2 separate regions of the Homo sapiens genome follow, and region 1 is linked to region 2. The links are chromatin loops, found by intact Hi-C in ENCODE. Cell type or tissue: endothelial cell of umbilical vein. All regions are shown on one strand.

The links. Hi-C counts contacts between places; a loop is a spot of excess contacts. Peaks named below come from ENCODE experiments on the same cell type or tissue, not always from the same donor. Only the 100,000 strongest peaks of a DNase experiment are listed, where the experiment ranks them.
Region 1: a loop joins it to region 2, with 6 times the contacts of the local background. A loop is called at or near these places in 3 of 110 quality-filtered maps.

What each region holds. Positions count from the first base shown.
Region 1 is chr6:88,979,621-88,987,620 of GRCh38, reverse strand. No RefSeq gene overlaps it. Among named protein-coding and RNA genes, the nearest start is that of RNGTT, 20 kb to the right of the region's middle. In endothelial cell of umbilical vein, CTCF peaks have their summits at 3,883 (motif pointing left) and 4,751 (motif pointing left); a DNase peak (open chromatin) is centred at 4,740; H3K27me3 peaks cover 140 bases.
Region 2 is chr6:89,308,119-89,316,118 of GRCh38, reverse strand. GABRR2 (gamma-aminobutyric acid type A receptor subunit rho2) reads left to right here and starts at 820. Exons shown (of 9, transcript NM_002043.5): 1 at 820-1,066. The coding sequence starts at 954. In endothelial cell of umbilical vein, a CTCF peak has its summit at 4,244 (motif pointing left); a DNase peak (open chromatin) is centred at 3,848; H3K27ac peaks cover 2,068 bases.

The DNA of each region.
Region 1 (8,000 bases), 330 kb after region 2:
TGTCTCAGAAAAAAAAAAAAAAAAATCCAGACACTTAAAATCACAGTTGCTCTTAAAAGCATAGCTTTGATTTAGATTGACCTGGAATAAGTTCCATGTCTGTCACTCAGTAGCTGTGTGATTATGAGCAAGTTTCTAAATCTCACTAAAGTTCTCTTTCCTCATTAGTAAATGAAAATAATCGTTTACCTCCTAAGGCTGTTGTGAGAATTGAGGATAATATGCATGAAAATCATTTGATCCTGGCACAAAGTAAGTGCCCAATGAATGGTTACTTTTATCCAGTCATACATTCATTCAATCAGCAAATATTTGTTGAGCATCTGCTATGTTCCAGGTATTGTTCTAGGTACCGGGGATATAGCAGTGAGTAAAACAGACAAAGATCTTGCTCTCAAAGCAATTCCATGGCTTTTTAGCCTTAATAAAATGTGCTTAATCTTATTAAATTTGTTTATATTAATTAAATTGTAGTTTAAATTTCTATTTATTTTTTAATTAAATTGTGTGGTATATAGTTATTTAAATGCATTTAATATTATTTTTAAAGCATTAGTAAAGTTTGTTTAATCAGTTATTCCCTCTTTTCTCCACTGGCTTTTTGTCATAGTCACTTAAATGTAATCAAATTTCTTTTATATTTATTTCTTTTCTTTTTTTTTTTTTTTGAGATGGAGTTTCGCTCTTGTTGCCCAGGCTGGAGTGCAATAGCATGATCTCGGCTCACCACAACCTCCGCCTCCTGGGTTCAGGCGATTCTCCTGCCTCAGCCTCCCGAGTAGCTGGGATTACAGGCATGCGCCACCATGCCTGGCTAATTTTGTATTTTTAGTAGAGATGGGGTTTCTCCATGTTGGTCAGGCTGGTCGTGAGCTCCCAACCTCAGGTGATCCACCCGCTTTGGCTTCCCAAAGTCCTGGGATTACAGGTGTGAGCCACTGCACCTGACTTATTTCTTTTATTTATTTATTTTTGTTTTTTAATAGAGACAGGGTCTCGCCATGTTGCTCAGGCTGGTCTAGAACTCTTGAGCTCAAGCAGTCCTCCTGCCTCAGCCTCCCAAAGTGCTGAGATTACAGGCATGAGACACCATGCCTGGCCACATTTCTTTTATATTAAAAAATCCCTGAATCAACCCTTTGACTTCAAGTTAGCTGACAGTGGCTGCTTTAGTTCCTTGCTCCCTTTGCTATAGATATTATCTCACTCACTGTCTCCACTCTCTAGGTTGACTTCATGACTTCTCATTCATACTCCAGAGCACTGGAAGCAGTCTCTTGTTTCTTGTGGAGAGGTCACGTTATGGCAGGCTGTGTTCTAAGGACTGGAGATATGGCTGGGATGAAAACAGACAAAATCCTCTTTCTCTAGAAGGGAAAAATAGGCTATTGCTGTAAACAATAGGTATCACTCTCAACAAGGTCACCCCCTTCCTTAAAACCATTCAATGACTCCATATTTACCTCAGTGACTCATGTTTACTTGATGAAGTTGCACAGCCCCAGATAAAGTCCAAACTCTTTAAAGTGGCATGTGGGCATGTTCCCTCCCTCCCTAGCCTTCCCTCCCACCATTCCCTTTTCTACCTCCACTCCCTCCCCTGCTCACTGCCCCAAACACACACACACACACAGTTCCCATTCTATAGATGGGCTTGACATTGCCCAGAAGTACCATACTTTTATCTGTAAGCAGTGGTGTTCTAGAGTTGATTTGTGTGGGAGTGTGAGAGCGTATGGTGCATGTCTCTTCCCAATTGCATGTTCAGTGAGGTCATGGTGGGAGTAAATCAAGGAAACTGGCAAAATCTACAAATTAGGGCATTCTTGCTTCTCTCTAGAGAGTTATTAAACATTTACCAGCTCACCATAGCCCCTAGGCCTTTGCATTTATGGCCCTTCCCCTACCCTAACTTGGCCCAGCTTAAATGTCCCTTCCTCCTGGGAACTGTGTTTTGACTCTTCAGGATTGGGATAGATACCCTTCACTGTGATTCTTTGGTAACTTGGGCAGCGGCCCCACTATTTTTCCCGTATTCTATACTGGCCAAGTAAAGTCCTTGAGGTCAGGGCCCTTGTCTTGTTCATTGTTGTTCTTGTCTACCTAGGATAGTGTTTGGCACATAGCAAGGTGCTAAACTATATTTTTAAGTGAACCAATACATGAATAATTAAAGTAAGCCCTCCCTACTAATAATAGGCTTTTTATGGTTCAAGAATGTGCCTTAATCTTTGTATCTCCTGAAATTCCTCACACAGAGAAAGTTTAGTAGATGTTTGAATAGATTGAATGGACTAGACTTGAATGTGCTTTATATGAGCCTAAAACTAGGGCCCAATTTAAGATATCCATTCTAGAAGTGAGTCAATGATATTTGAGATTATGATTCTATAGAACCAAAACCTGGAGTATTGAAATATGTCACCAGAAACTTAAGATTTTCCCTGGCCATTAATTTGCCTTGATTTATTACTCTTATTTCCTTGTTTTTTCTAAGGTGATCCCAAGCTCGTTCCACTTCCTTCTTCCCTCAACCTGGCTTTTCTTTTTGAGACAGGTTCTCACTCTGTCACCCAGGCTGGAGTACAGTGGCGTGATCTTGGTGTGCGCCACCATGCCCAGCTAATTTTTGTATTTTTTTGTAGAGATGCGTTTCGCCATGTTGCCCAGGCGGGTCTGTGACTCCTGGACTCAGCCAATCTACCCACCTTGGCCTCCCAAAGTGCTGGGATTACAGGCATGAGGCACCACGCCTAGCCACCCTATTTTTAATGTACAACTTAGGCATGCTCTTTGCTCACAAAATGATACGCTCATTGAACCATGAGTAGGAAAGCAATGTGGTGCAGTAAGAAGTGCTTGAAACTTAAAGTCAGGAGACACTGGTTGTGTTCCTGTATGTCACAACTTTCTGGTCTTTTCATCTGCAATAAGAAAGATAATATCTTCCCTATCCAATTCACTACATTTTTAAAGATGAAATGAGTTAACATAGGTGAAAATGCTTCTGTAAATTGTAAAGTACTACATAGAGTAAATGCAAATTTCTCAAACAAATTGATCTTCAGCACATGCTATCATTTACTTAATAACTCCCTAGCAAGCAAGTGATATCTGCAAAGAAGTAAGAGTGATCCAGTATAGAGAGAGGTTATTTGCCTGGGAAACAGGATGCCTGTAATTAGGTAAAAATGATGGTTTCATGTTGCAAAGACTTAAAGCATCAGCTTCATATCAGATGCTACATAGGAAATGTGGGGTGATTCTGCCTGAGATGCCAAGTGTGCTATCAATCAAGAATAAAAAACAACTGGCCTAAAACACAAATGATAAGGATATACTGGTGGCTGATGACTGGAATAACAAAGCTTCATTCTCCCAAAGGATCTGATAGACTCCAATTAATTTAGAAGCATAGAATGATGTCAAATACAGATCTGTACCAAGCAACAAAGTTCTGCTTTCAAATAGATAGCTGTCAGTGAATATCTCAAATTGCAGACATCGATGCAGATATATGGTTTGCCCTTTTCTTAGTTTGGGGAGATATTTTTCCTTTGCAGAAGTTAGTTATTAGCCTCCCATAAGAGGAAGGGTTCTCGGCGTGGTCCTCCAAACAACAGCATCGTCATGGCCCCAGAGCTTATTAGAAATGCAGTATCTTGGGTTCATGCCAGACCTATTTAATTAGAATCTGCATTTCAATGCAATCCAGGTGATTGACTGCATTTAAGTTTAAAGTGCACCACCATAGGGACCAACTATTCATTTTTCAAATGAAAACTCAAGACTTGAAGGGTGATTTTTTTCCCCCTTAAGGTCTGACACACTTAAATCCCAGTTTGGATTAGAACAAAGATTTCCTGCCTCTGCTGGCAAGTTCCAGCATTGCACACCCTCTCGCAGCCTGGTTCTTTGGCTTACTGGTTGGGAGGCTTGGGGCAAGTTATTGAACCTATCGCTGAGCTGGTTTCCTCATCTATAAAATGGAGATGATAGCAATGTCTACCTCATACAACTGTGAGGATTAGGCCGGGTGTGGTGGCTCATGCCTGTAATCCCAGAGCTTTGGGAGGCCGAGGTGGGCAGATCACTTGAGGTCAGGAGCTCAAGACCAGCCTGGCTAACATGGTGAAACCCTGTCTCTACTAAAAACACAAAAATTAGCCAGGCGTGGTGGCAGGCACCTGTAGTCCCAGCTACTAGGGAGGCATGAAAATCGCTTGAACCCCCAGGAGGCAGAGGTTGCAGTGAGCAGAGATCATGCCACTGCACTCCAGCCTGGGTGAGAGAGTGAGACTTGGTCTCAAAATATACATATGTGTGTGTGTATATATATATGTATATATGTAAGGCACAATACACACACAAAATTGTATTATCAAGTGAAAAGATAGTGTTCCACATAATTCAAACAGTAGAATTAATTTTTTAATTAAATTTGTATTGCACACAGAAACAGAGTTATTATCTCTGAAAACCTTTGTGCCTTGACAGTAGCGTTCAGAAAGCAGTTGTTTTCCTTTCAATCTTTAGTATTTTCCAGTAAAGAAACTTATATAAAAGCTGGATAGGCAGAGGTACCCTGCTAGTCACTGTTATTTAATTACGTGGTAGGTTAGGCTGACCTCTATTATTATGAGTTTGGTGAAGCGGGGCCAAACCCAACATTTGGAATAGGCACACACATGTGTAATAGAAGAACCTGACTCACTGACCCACTTTCTTGGTTACCAAAGCAATGAGAGTTTGGATTATCTGGTTTTTAGCTCCACCTAGTGACCATATATATGGCTCAGTTTTCAGCTGTAAAATTATGGAGAATTCTAGTTTTATGTTTAAACAAAAATACATTCAACTTCTCACTATTCAGGGGAAATGATCCCATATACACATTTTTGATTTTTTTGTTTTGCATAAAATAACAGGCTTAGAGTTCCTGGAGATGATCAGAAAGTTAGAGGACTTCCTATTTAGAACAGAAAGATTGGAGTCATCTTTGATTTTTCCCTTATTTGGTATGTCCATTCTGTCATCAAGCTCTAAAAAAATTAATTTATCAAAACATTATCCAGCCACATGTACTAATTTAATGCTTCCTTTGGGATTGTCTGCTTAGTGAAGCAATGTATTGGACATTACCCTAGAGTTTGGGATTCCAGGCCCCGCTCCTTTGCAGAGCCTTGGAGAAGAATGATTATAGGTGTATCTAGAAAGAGAAGGCTTGAGCAACAGGGTTTCCAGTCCTACAAAACTTGCCTTTTCCCACAGTGTGGTTGGTTGAGAAGCAGAAGAGAGCTTCTGGACCTGAGGGAGCCACAAAAAGGATCAGCGCAAGCTATATGACCGGATGGTCAGTGATAATAGGCAACCTTTCCCTTTACCTGCTTCTTGGAAATGTGTTGTCTGAGCCCTCAGAACCAATATATAACTCTAGGGATAGGGTAGGGCAGGAAGCCCCAAGGATGCCAGAACTGAGGGCTGGGCGTGGTGGCTCACATCTGTAATCCCAGCACTTTGGGAGGCTGAGGTGGGAGGATCACCTGAGGTCAGGAGTTTGAGTCCAGCCTGGCCAACATGGCAAAACCCCATCTCTACTAAAAATACAAAAATTAGCTGGGTGTAATCTGTAATCCCAGCCACTCAGGAGGCTGAGGCATGAGAATTCCTTGAACCTGGGAGGCAAAGGTCGCAGTGAGCCAAGATCGTGCCACTGTACTCCAACCTGGGCAACAGAGTAAGACTCTGTCTCAAAAAATTAAAAAAAAATGCCAGAACTGAAATTTCCTCCCTGTTTAGCAAGAAGGGGACTCAGAATCAAGATTAAGTTGATTTATAGAAAATAAAGAGATGCCCATCCTGGCCAACATGGTGAAACCCTGTCTCTACTAAAAATACAAAAATTAGCTGGGCGTGGTGCCACGTGCCTGTAGTCCCAGCTACTTGGGAGGCTGAGGCAGGAGAATTGCTTGAACCCAGGAGGCGGAGGTTGCAGTGAGCCGAGATCATGCCACTGCACTCCAGCCTGGCGACAGAGCAAGACTCTGTCTGAAAAAAAATAAAATAAAATAAAATAAAATAAAATAAAATAAAATAAAATAAAATAAAATAAAGAGATGCAATGTTTTTGCACACAGGTTTGTGGCTGGAGAATCAGATCTCTACATTAGGAACCTGTTCAGTGTTGGCTGTACTTTGCAGCCCTGGAACTGGAGTTATTTCATATTGAGACCTTGTTAATGAGTTGATGTGCAGACATGAATTTGGGCCTTTAGAAGTCACTGATCAGTGAGGGAATGCCTGCAGACTCTGAGTTAACAAGATTTGAAAGCATGCTATGGAAAAATTTAAATTCCTTGGCACCTCAACAACATACTAGCAAACCGAATCCGACAACACATCAAAGAGGTAATTAACCACGATCAAGGGGTTTCATCCCAGGGATGCAGAGATTGTTCAACATATGGAAGTCAATAAATGTAATGCACCACATAAACAGAATTAAAAACAAAAACAATATGATCATCTCAATAGATGCAGAAAAAGCATTAAAATCAGGCATTACTTTATAATACAAACTCTCAACAAATTAGGCATAGAAGGAACCTACCTCGAAAATAATAAAAGCCTGGGCACAGTGGCTCACACTTGTAATTCCAGCATTTTGGGAGGCCAAGGCAGAAGGATTGCTTGAAGGCAGAAGGATTGCTTGAAGCCAGGAGTTCCAGACCAGCCTGGGCAACAAACTGAGACCCTGTCTCTACAACAATAAATAAGTAATTAAATAAATTAAAAAAATATAAAAGCCATATGTGGAAAACCCAGAGCCAACATTATACTGAATGAGGAAAAGTTGAAAACATCCCCTCTAAGAACTGGAACAAGATAAGAATGCTCACTTTCATCACTTCTATTCAACATAGTACTGAAAGTCCTAGCCAGAGCAATCAGGCAAGACAAAGAAATAAAGGGCATCCAAATTGGAAAAGCGAAAGCTGAACTATCTCTGTTTGCCAATGATACAGAAAACTCTAATGACTCCTCCAAAAGACTTTTAGATAGGAAATTGATTCAGTAGAGCCTCAGGTTACAAAATCAATGTACACTAATCAGTAGCACTGTTATACACCAACAAGGACCAAGCTGAGAATCAAATAAAAAACTCAATCCCTTTTATAATAGCTGCAAAAAAGTAATAATAAAATAGGAATATACTTAACCAAGGAGGTGAAAGATCTCTACAAGAACTACAAAACATTCCTGAAAGAAATAATAGATGACACAAACAAATGGAAATACATCCCATGCTCATGGATTGAAAGAATCAATATTGTGAAAAAGACCATTCTGCCCAAAGCAATCTATAGATTCAATGTAACTCCTATCAAAAAATCAACATGATTTTTCACAGAATTCGAAAAAACAATCCTAAAATTCATATGGAATCAAAAAAGAGCCCAAATAGCCAAAGCAACCCTAAGCAAAAAGAACAAATCTGGAGGCATCACATTACCTGACTTCAAATTATACTGTAAGACTACAGTAACCAAAATAGCACAGTACTGGTATAAAGTAGATACACAGACCAATGAAACAGAATAGAGATCCCAGAAATAAAGCCAAATACAACCAACTGATCTTTGACAAAGCGTACAAAAACATATATTGGGGAAAGGACACCCTATTCAATAAATGGTGCTGGGAAAGCTGGATAGCTACATGAAGAAGAATGAAACTGGATCCCTGTCTCTCACCCTATATAAAATCAACTCAAGATGGATTGGATTAAAGACTTAAATCTAAGACCTGTAACCATAAAAATTCTAGAAGAAAATCTAGGAAAAAACTCTTCTGGACATTGGCCTAGGCTAAGAATTTATGACTAAGACCCCAAAGCAAATGTAATAAAAACAAAAATAAATGGGATCTAATTGAATTTAAAATGTTTCTGCACAGCAAAGTAAATAAACATCAGAATAAACAGACAACCCACAGAATGG
Region 2 (8,000 bases):
GGCTATCCCACCTCCTGATCTCTGTCCTCATCTCCCTATGTTTCTACCATGAAATTTTCCATTGCCAGGACATAGCAAGCAATGAGTAGTTTTTAAACATATTCTATTTTGTTCAGTAGGTTAGACATAACCACATGTATCTCTACAATTCTAATGTGCTTAATTCCATATCCCAGGATAGGAATAAAGCCTAATTTATGATTGATTTTATACATTTTAGGGTTAAAGGCCAAAGTTAATTTAATGCTTATGGTAGGAAGAAAAGCTTACATAATCATGAATTCTATGATTAATGTCATCCTTGAAACTAAAAATGTATTTTATGCTTTGATGTTTTCACTGGAAAAAGTTGATCTATATTTGTGAGAAAGGAAGTATCCTTGCTCATAGGCAAAGCATATTCTCTTAGCTCCATAAATAAATCAACCCTAAGGAAACAGGTCATTCATGTTTACTCAGCATTTCCTGAACACATTTATGTACCCATCTAAATGTCCACCAAGTCCTCTCTGCAAATCTACTTGGAATCCGAGCTGACCCCCTGGTGGATGGGACAGACTGGTTTTATGCAGCCAGAAGATGGACCAATAATCTCAGCACAAAGCTGGCATGTTCAAGAGATTTAATTTTTTATATAACAGCTTTAGCCAAAGCTATTCTAGGATTCAGTGGAAGCAGAATTTCATGAGGACAAACTTCTCGACTAATGGCCAATCACTAATCAGCAGGGAGGGCAAAGCCTGGTGTTTGTGTCATGGCCCGGAGTGGAGGGGGTGAGTGGGGCGTCAGTATCAAATAGTAAATCGGGACAACTAGCCTGGCCAGCCTTGCCCTCACAGCCCCTCAGAGCAGCCCGTCAGGAGGCAGCAGATGGATCAATGGTCAAGCCAGGGGGGATTTGCTCTGCCACAGGCTACTGGAAAGCAGCTTTTTGCCTCACAGATGTCCACAAAATGCCTTATTTTACAAGACTCATTTTGTTCTTGTTTTGCTTGATGGTTCTCGTGGAGAGCAGAAAACCCAAGAGGAAGCGATGGACAGGGCAGGTGGAAATGCCCAAGCCAAGGTAAAGTCATAGGTGGGAAAGGAGGGAGGTTACCCTGCATAGTAGCAGCAGCAGTGGCACAGTGGGATGGCTCCCCAGGGGGCTAAGGTCCTATTGAGATATCGCCCTATGAGAATGAGAACCCAGCTACTTCACTGAACGCAGCCTCTCCCTGGGCACACATACTCTATGTGTCACAAGCATTGAGAGCAGAACTAGACTGGGATGAGCCTTCCTTCGGATGCCTGCGTTCAGCCAAAGCATTTTGATTTGAGGCAGATATAAATAGTTGGAGACGTAGTGGGTAAAATCATTCTCTGTACAAATCACATTGTGCTGCTTTGTTTCTCAGGGTTACAACCGATGACCTGCTAAATAATTACACTCAAGTATTTTGGGGAGAACTGTATATAGGAACCTAGCCTGAACTATTAAGAAAAAAATGCATACGGGAGTTGTCTTCCTTAAATTATTTGCCAGAGAATAACTTTATAATGATATTGGGTTTCATTTTACTGTTTTGAATCTTAGAAGAGGTGTTCAGAAATTTGCTTAATTATCAGAAATATATGTGTGAACAACAGTGAATGCAATTTCATGATGTAATGGAGACATTCCCAAGAAATAATAGCCCAGGATCTGCATTCAAAATCATTACATTACAAATCTAAGTTCCTTAGGAAGTTTATTTTGAATTGACATACGAAGCATCATACTCCAGGCCTGAAGTAGACATAAGGACTGTTAGACATGGAGATAAGAAAAGAACAAGCAGCTAAGATATAAACACCATGTGTGGCATGTTACACATTTATTTTCCATTCTACTAAGCATCAGATAAACTAGTGGTTTTGAATATAAATTAATATCTTGAGGCACATTTTCTAGGTCAGTCCCCAAACATTTTTGAACATGCGCTGCTGTCAATGACAAGTTTTTGAAACTGTACCTCTAATACATGCATATTTACTTACAAATCACATACATGTGCTGTTATAAATATGTATGTTAAAGTTTAATTGATTTCTTATTTTTAGAAAAAAAAAAAAAAAACCCTGAATATAAATAAGAGTTACAGCCTCTACTTCCAGTATCCCAGTGGCAACTGCTGCTCTGGGAGAGGTTATTACTCTCTTTTGTTTATTTGTTTGTTTGTTTTTTGAGATGGACTCTCTGTCACCCAGGCTGGAGTGCAGTGGCGCAATCTTGGCTCACTGCAACCTCCACCTCCCGGGTTCAAGCGATTCTCCTGCCTCAGCCTCCCGAGTAGCTGGGATTACAGGCGTGCACCAGCATGCCTGGCTAATTTTTGTATTTTTAGTAGAGACAGGGTTTCACCATGTTGGCCAGGCTGGTCTCAAACTTCTGACCTCAAGTGATCCACCCACCTTGGCCTCCCAAAGTGCTAGGATTACAGGCAGAAGCCACCACACCCAGCCTATAATTACTCTCTCTGGAGCCTAGTCCTACTCAGCGGAAGGCAAACAGATCAAAACCCTCAGAGGCCCTGCTCTGAACAACCCATGCGGGTTGGGTTGCCAGAACCATAGGCTGTTAAACTGGAAGGAGCCTCAGATGTCATCGGCCCAGCAAGTCCCCTGAACTCTAATTTTGGGAAACGTGAATGGCTGTTGAGTGAAATGGGGTTCCAGGGCCACCAAAACGTGGAAAACCCTGGTTTAGACCATTTTCAACAGATGTCTCTACAGCAGAACTTTTAGAACCTTTGTTATGCAAATAGGCACTGTGAGAATCTTGAAGAGAGGGATAAATTATGCAGGGCTTCTCAGAAACAACTAAAAAATCCACAGTTTTTTGGACTGTCTTGTGGGATTCCTACTCCATGGAGCACACACTGGGAAACTGTCCAAGTCAACTCATTTGACAGATGCTGAAATGGCTCAGGGGCATGAGTAAGTCACACGGCCTGCTAGTGGCTTCCCAACACTAGAATGTAGGTTCCTGATTTACTTAGACTGGAGGAAAATCTGTTCAAAACTGTCTATTCTGTAAGAACTGGGGTTCAGCACAAGTCCCTTGGGGTGCCCAGGGACCCCACTCAGCAGCCTGGGCTTGGCGGCACCTCCGTCTCACTTTTCCTCAGAAGTCCACAGTCTCATTCCCAAACCCGCGCATGAGCCTGGGCACAGCTGGGCTCTGACTCTTAGTGGGGAGGAGACTTTGTTGAAATCCAGCCCATGAGGTGTTAAAGTGGGAAAAGATGAACACATACATTTCAAGGAAGTAAAATATTTATTAAACTGAGGCTGGGGGAAAAGGACAGGGAATGTGGTTCTGGGCCTTTCTGCATCCATGAGAATGCACACACAGTCAGACAGTCAACAGGGTGACGCCTCCTTGTGAACATTTCAGCCAAGCCTCTGACAATTTATTTTTCCAAATTACTTTCATTATTGACACGCAGGTGTCAAGCTATACGAACAAATAAGAAAATGACCAGACCCCTTCTGATTACAGTCTTAGAGTGCTTTCTCTCTTTAGGATTGCTCCTTTTCTTAGAAGTCCTGTTCACACACACGGTCACACTCACACACATACCGCATGCCACATATGTGACTTCACGGGCACACACTATGCACATGGTCACCCTCACACATGCACACTGTGAAGACTTCTTTGAACCTGGAAGCCTTCCCTGCCTCACCCCAGCCAAGGCATGCACACAGAACAATGATTCCGCCCAGCAGCTGCTTTTACAAAGACCAGCCCCTATTTTCTGCTGCTTTGTGTCTCTGTGTACTAAATGGCTGCAGAGTGAGTCTGTTTCCTCTTGGCTGTTATTGGTTTTGTTCTGTTCTCCCAGCTCTCAGCCTTCCAACTTTATTCCTACTCCTCCTGGCCTGCTGCCAAAGTTGGCCTCCTGACCACACGATTGCCCTTCTTTCTTGCCAAGGGAGGCACTTCTCCCTTGAGAGCTGACTCTGGGCTGTGCCCTGGACAGTACTGTCAGGCCCCTGCAGGTCTCAACGTGGAGCCCCCTCTGTAGCTTCCTTCCCCATCTGCTGCCTCCTCACTACCCCTACCTCGGCCATCCTTCCTGGGTCTGCACTGTGGTTCTGTTCCGCTGGAGGCAGGAGCAGCTTTGCTTTCCAGCCACACAGTGACCCTCATCCACTGCTGAGGGTCTTGGCAAAGGAAAAGGAGTTGGGAATTCAGGAAAATCAGGTTCAGACCTTGGTTCTGCCGCCATCTAGCGTATGTGGCCATGTTTCCTGCTCTCTCTGAACCTCCGTTTCTCCAGCTGAAAAGGGGGGTGGTGAGCCCTTCCCCATGGGGATGATGTGAAGATGGGGTGAGGTCTGCCTAACGTCCTGCAGTTCAGGGCCTGCACAGGGAGGAGGGGCACCCACGAACACCTGATTATCCTGGTTGCTGTTATTGCCAAAAAACCACAACACGGTGACATCAGCCCTGCTTCCAAAGGCATAGTGGATCCATTTTTCTTCTTCCCTCACCCCTCACCCAAAGGCCGGGTTTGAGGTTCCATGAAGGTCCTGGCTGCCCTGCCATGGGTGGGTGGGGGCTCAGGAAGGAGTCTAGGGTCTGAGGGCCGAGACTGTGTGGGCCATCTCCTGTGAAAGGATGAATGGAGAGCATATGGCTCATACAAATAGCCCAAGGCTCAGGATCTTAGTGGCTTGATCTCTTAAAAAAACTCTGGGCCCTCAATGGCAGTGGGATTTAAATCTCTCTCTTGTTGGGGTGGGTGGCATTCTGGGACTTCCGCTCTCCTAAGCCTTTTCCTAAATGGATGTAAAACTGTGCTGACCAGGAGGGATTTACTCCCTGTGAGTCAGAGGGGCAGTGAGCCGGCTGCACTTACGGTTTAATGTCTATGATCTGCTAAGCCCTCGGGCTGAGCTCTTCATCTGCCTTCCGGAGGCGTCTTTCATGGGCGTCTGCACGTGGCACCTCACACGGTCACTGCCCAGAGACCCAGGCCTGGCCCCACTTGACTCCTGGAGGCAAGGCTTGAGGAAGAGATCAGTGTGTGTGTGTGAAAGCTCCTTGGCAGCACCCGACCATGACTACACATGGCTTAAGGGGACTGGACAGTCCCGTATTTCAGCCACAGGGGAGGAAGTTAAATTGGACTTTCCTCTTTGACCTGTGAAGCTATAATAGGCTTGTCTAAAAGCGAATCTTATCATAGCTTCCTCTTCCATCTGCCTAACACTCTTCGTTGTCTTCCCATTACCTTTGGATAAAGACAGAATTCTTAACATGACTCTCAAGGCTCTGCCTGGCCTGGCCTCTGCTTGTCCCTGCAGCTTCATTCTCTTCATTCATTCCCACCACACCCCCCACCCCCTCCCGCTTCTCATCTAATGCTCACTCATTCTTCAACCTACGCCACTTCAAACTGAGTGCGGCCCAAACCAAACTATGCATGCATTGAGTTCAGATGCCTATAGGATACTCAATTAGGGATGCTGAGTTAGGAATCAGATATAAAGGTTGAGAGTAGAGGGTAGGGATTTAAGAACATCAGCATGTTGATGACAATTTAAGCCATCAACTTAGGTGAGTCTGCCAAAGAGAGGGTAGAGAGAGAAGATGGCTGGGACAAGGTCCTGGGGACACTGACATTTAAGGGATGGGGTGAAGAATAGGGGGATGCTGCAGTGGAGAAGCGCCTGTCAGAGAGGTAGGAGGAAAACCAGAGTACTTTGTTCTGAAAGACACAGTTTCTGGCAGAAGCAGGGACCTTCCTGTCTGCAGCTGTGGAGAAGCCAGACCTCAGCAAGAGCACCTGTAGGACCAGGGGTTGGGCATAAGTAGGCAAGAGGGCTTGGAGTGAGGCGGTGCCAGCAGCCTGTGGAAGATGGCTATTTGGAAGAGTTAATTATTTACTGGGGGGGAAATAAATTTTTTTTTAGGTGGAACAGTGAGGATTTTTAGGGCAATGAAACTATTCTATATGATACCATAATGGTGGATATACATCATTATACATTTGTCCAAACCCAGAGAATATCAACACTAGGCTGAGGATGGTGTCTCATGCCTGTAATCCCAGCAGTTTGGGAGGCTGCAGCAAGAAGATCTCTTGAGGCCAAGAGTAACATAGTGAGACCCTGTCTCTACAAAAAAAAAAAAAAAAAGATTAGCCAGGCACGGTGGCATGTGCCTGTTAACCCCAGCTGCTCAGGAGGCTGAGGTGGGAGGATCACTTGAGCCCAGGAGTTTGAGGCTGCAGTGAGCTACAATTGCACAACTGCACTCCAGCCTGGGTAACAGAGCAAGACCCTGTCTCTAAAAATAATAATAATAAGAAGAAGAAGAAGCATGGGTGCTAATGCTAATGCTGTGTCAATGCAGGATTATCAATTGTAACAAATGCACCAACCCAGGGGGGATGCTGATAGTGGGGAGGCCATGCATGTTTAGGGGCAGAGGGCATATAGAAACTCTGTACCTTCTGCTCAATTATGCTGCAAACCTAAAATTACTCTAAAAAAAGTCTTAAACATTTTTTTAAAAAAGGAAATGTTTAAATAATATAACCAACACACCTATATTGCCATCACTTTCAATGCATTTTGCATGAATTGAGAGCTAGAGGAAGATGTGGAGTTTAGATGGGTTTTCTGCTTAGTTGTAATTCCAGGTGGGAGAGCCTAGAATCCAGTTTGAATACTGGTGGGAATGAGCCATGAAAGGGGGAGAAGCTGAGGAAGCTGTGGGGAGGGGGCATGAGGGCAGGGTTCAAAGGACTCTGTAAGAAGGGGCATTAGGCACTTCTGCTGAGCCTCAGTTACCTCACCACCTACACGTCTGGAGGATGTGCAAATAGGGCAGGACAATGTGGAAGGCAGCAGCAGGGTGGAAGGACAAGAGGGTGGGTGAGTTTGGAAAGCAGATGTGAGAGTGGCTGAGTGAGATGGCTGCCAAATGGGAGGCTGTCCTCATGCAAGTCAGGCTCTCCTCAGGACATTTGCTCTGCTGTTTTCTCAGAATTACTTCCTTCAGGTCCTCTCATGACTCCCTCCCTCCCTCCAGGACTCAGAAGAATCACCAGTCACCTCATCTAAACAGCCCTCTATTCCAACCCATAGCTCTCTATTCCTTACCCTACTTTGTCACGTGATTTATCTGTCCACTGGTTTATCGTCCACCTCCCCGACTAGGTTGGAAGCCCTGTGAGGACCGTGAATATATGCCCTCCCCATGGCTCGGGCAGTGTCTGCACAGAGTAGGGGCTCTATAGAAACGTAGATGCTCTATAAAAATATGTTGCACAAATCAATTTGAGTCTAGGAATTGGGGAACTGTGTGACCAGGGTGTGGGACAACTGTCTGTGTGGATGTTGACATCCTCAAGGTTGATGGGAGGAACTAAATGGAGAGAAAGAGAAGCAGGTTGTTCCTGAGCCCTCAAGCGGGTGGGGAAATGACTGGGAGGTCTGGGGCAGTGAGAAGCTGGGCCAGGCAGTGTTAGAAGTAGGGGTGTAAATCGGAAAGCCCTGGCTTATAGGGGAATCTGGGGTGGGCAGGCTAACTTTTATATTAGCACCAAACAATAAAACTTTTGGTGATTATGGAAATGTTATTTATTTATTTAATTTTTTTTTATTATCACACTCCACTGAGGTAATGGAAAGATTATATAGCTGCACTGTTCAGTACAGTAGCAACGAGCTGCATGGGGCTATCGAACACATATGTGTGGCTAGTATAATGGAAAAACCGAACAGTCATTTATTTAGCTTTCATTAATTGAAATAGCCATATGTGTCTAGTGGCCACTTTATTGATCAGTGCAGCTTTAGGCCTCCCATTGAATTATGCCATCTGGGCAGAGCCGGTGAGGAATGAAACTTAAGGATTTCATAAGAGGATGCCTCCAAGATCAGAACCTCCAGAGAGGAAACCATCACTTTCCTCTTACAGAGTTTAAACAGGAAACACACCTGTTGCCCTCAAAAGTGAA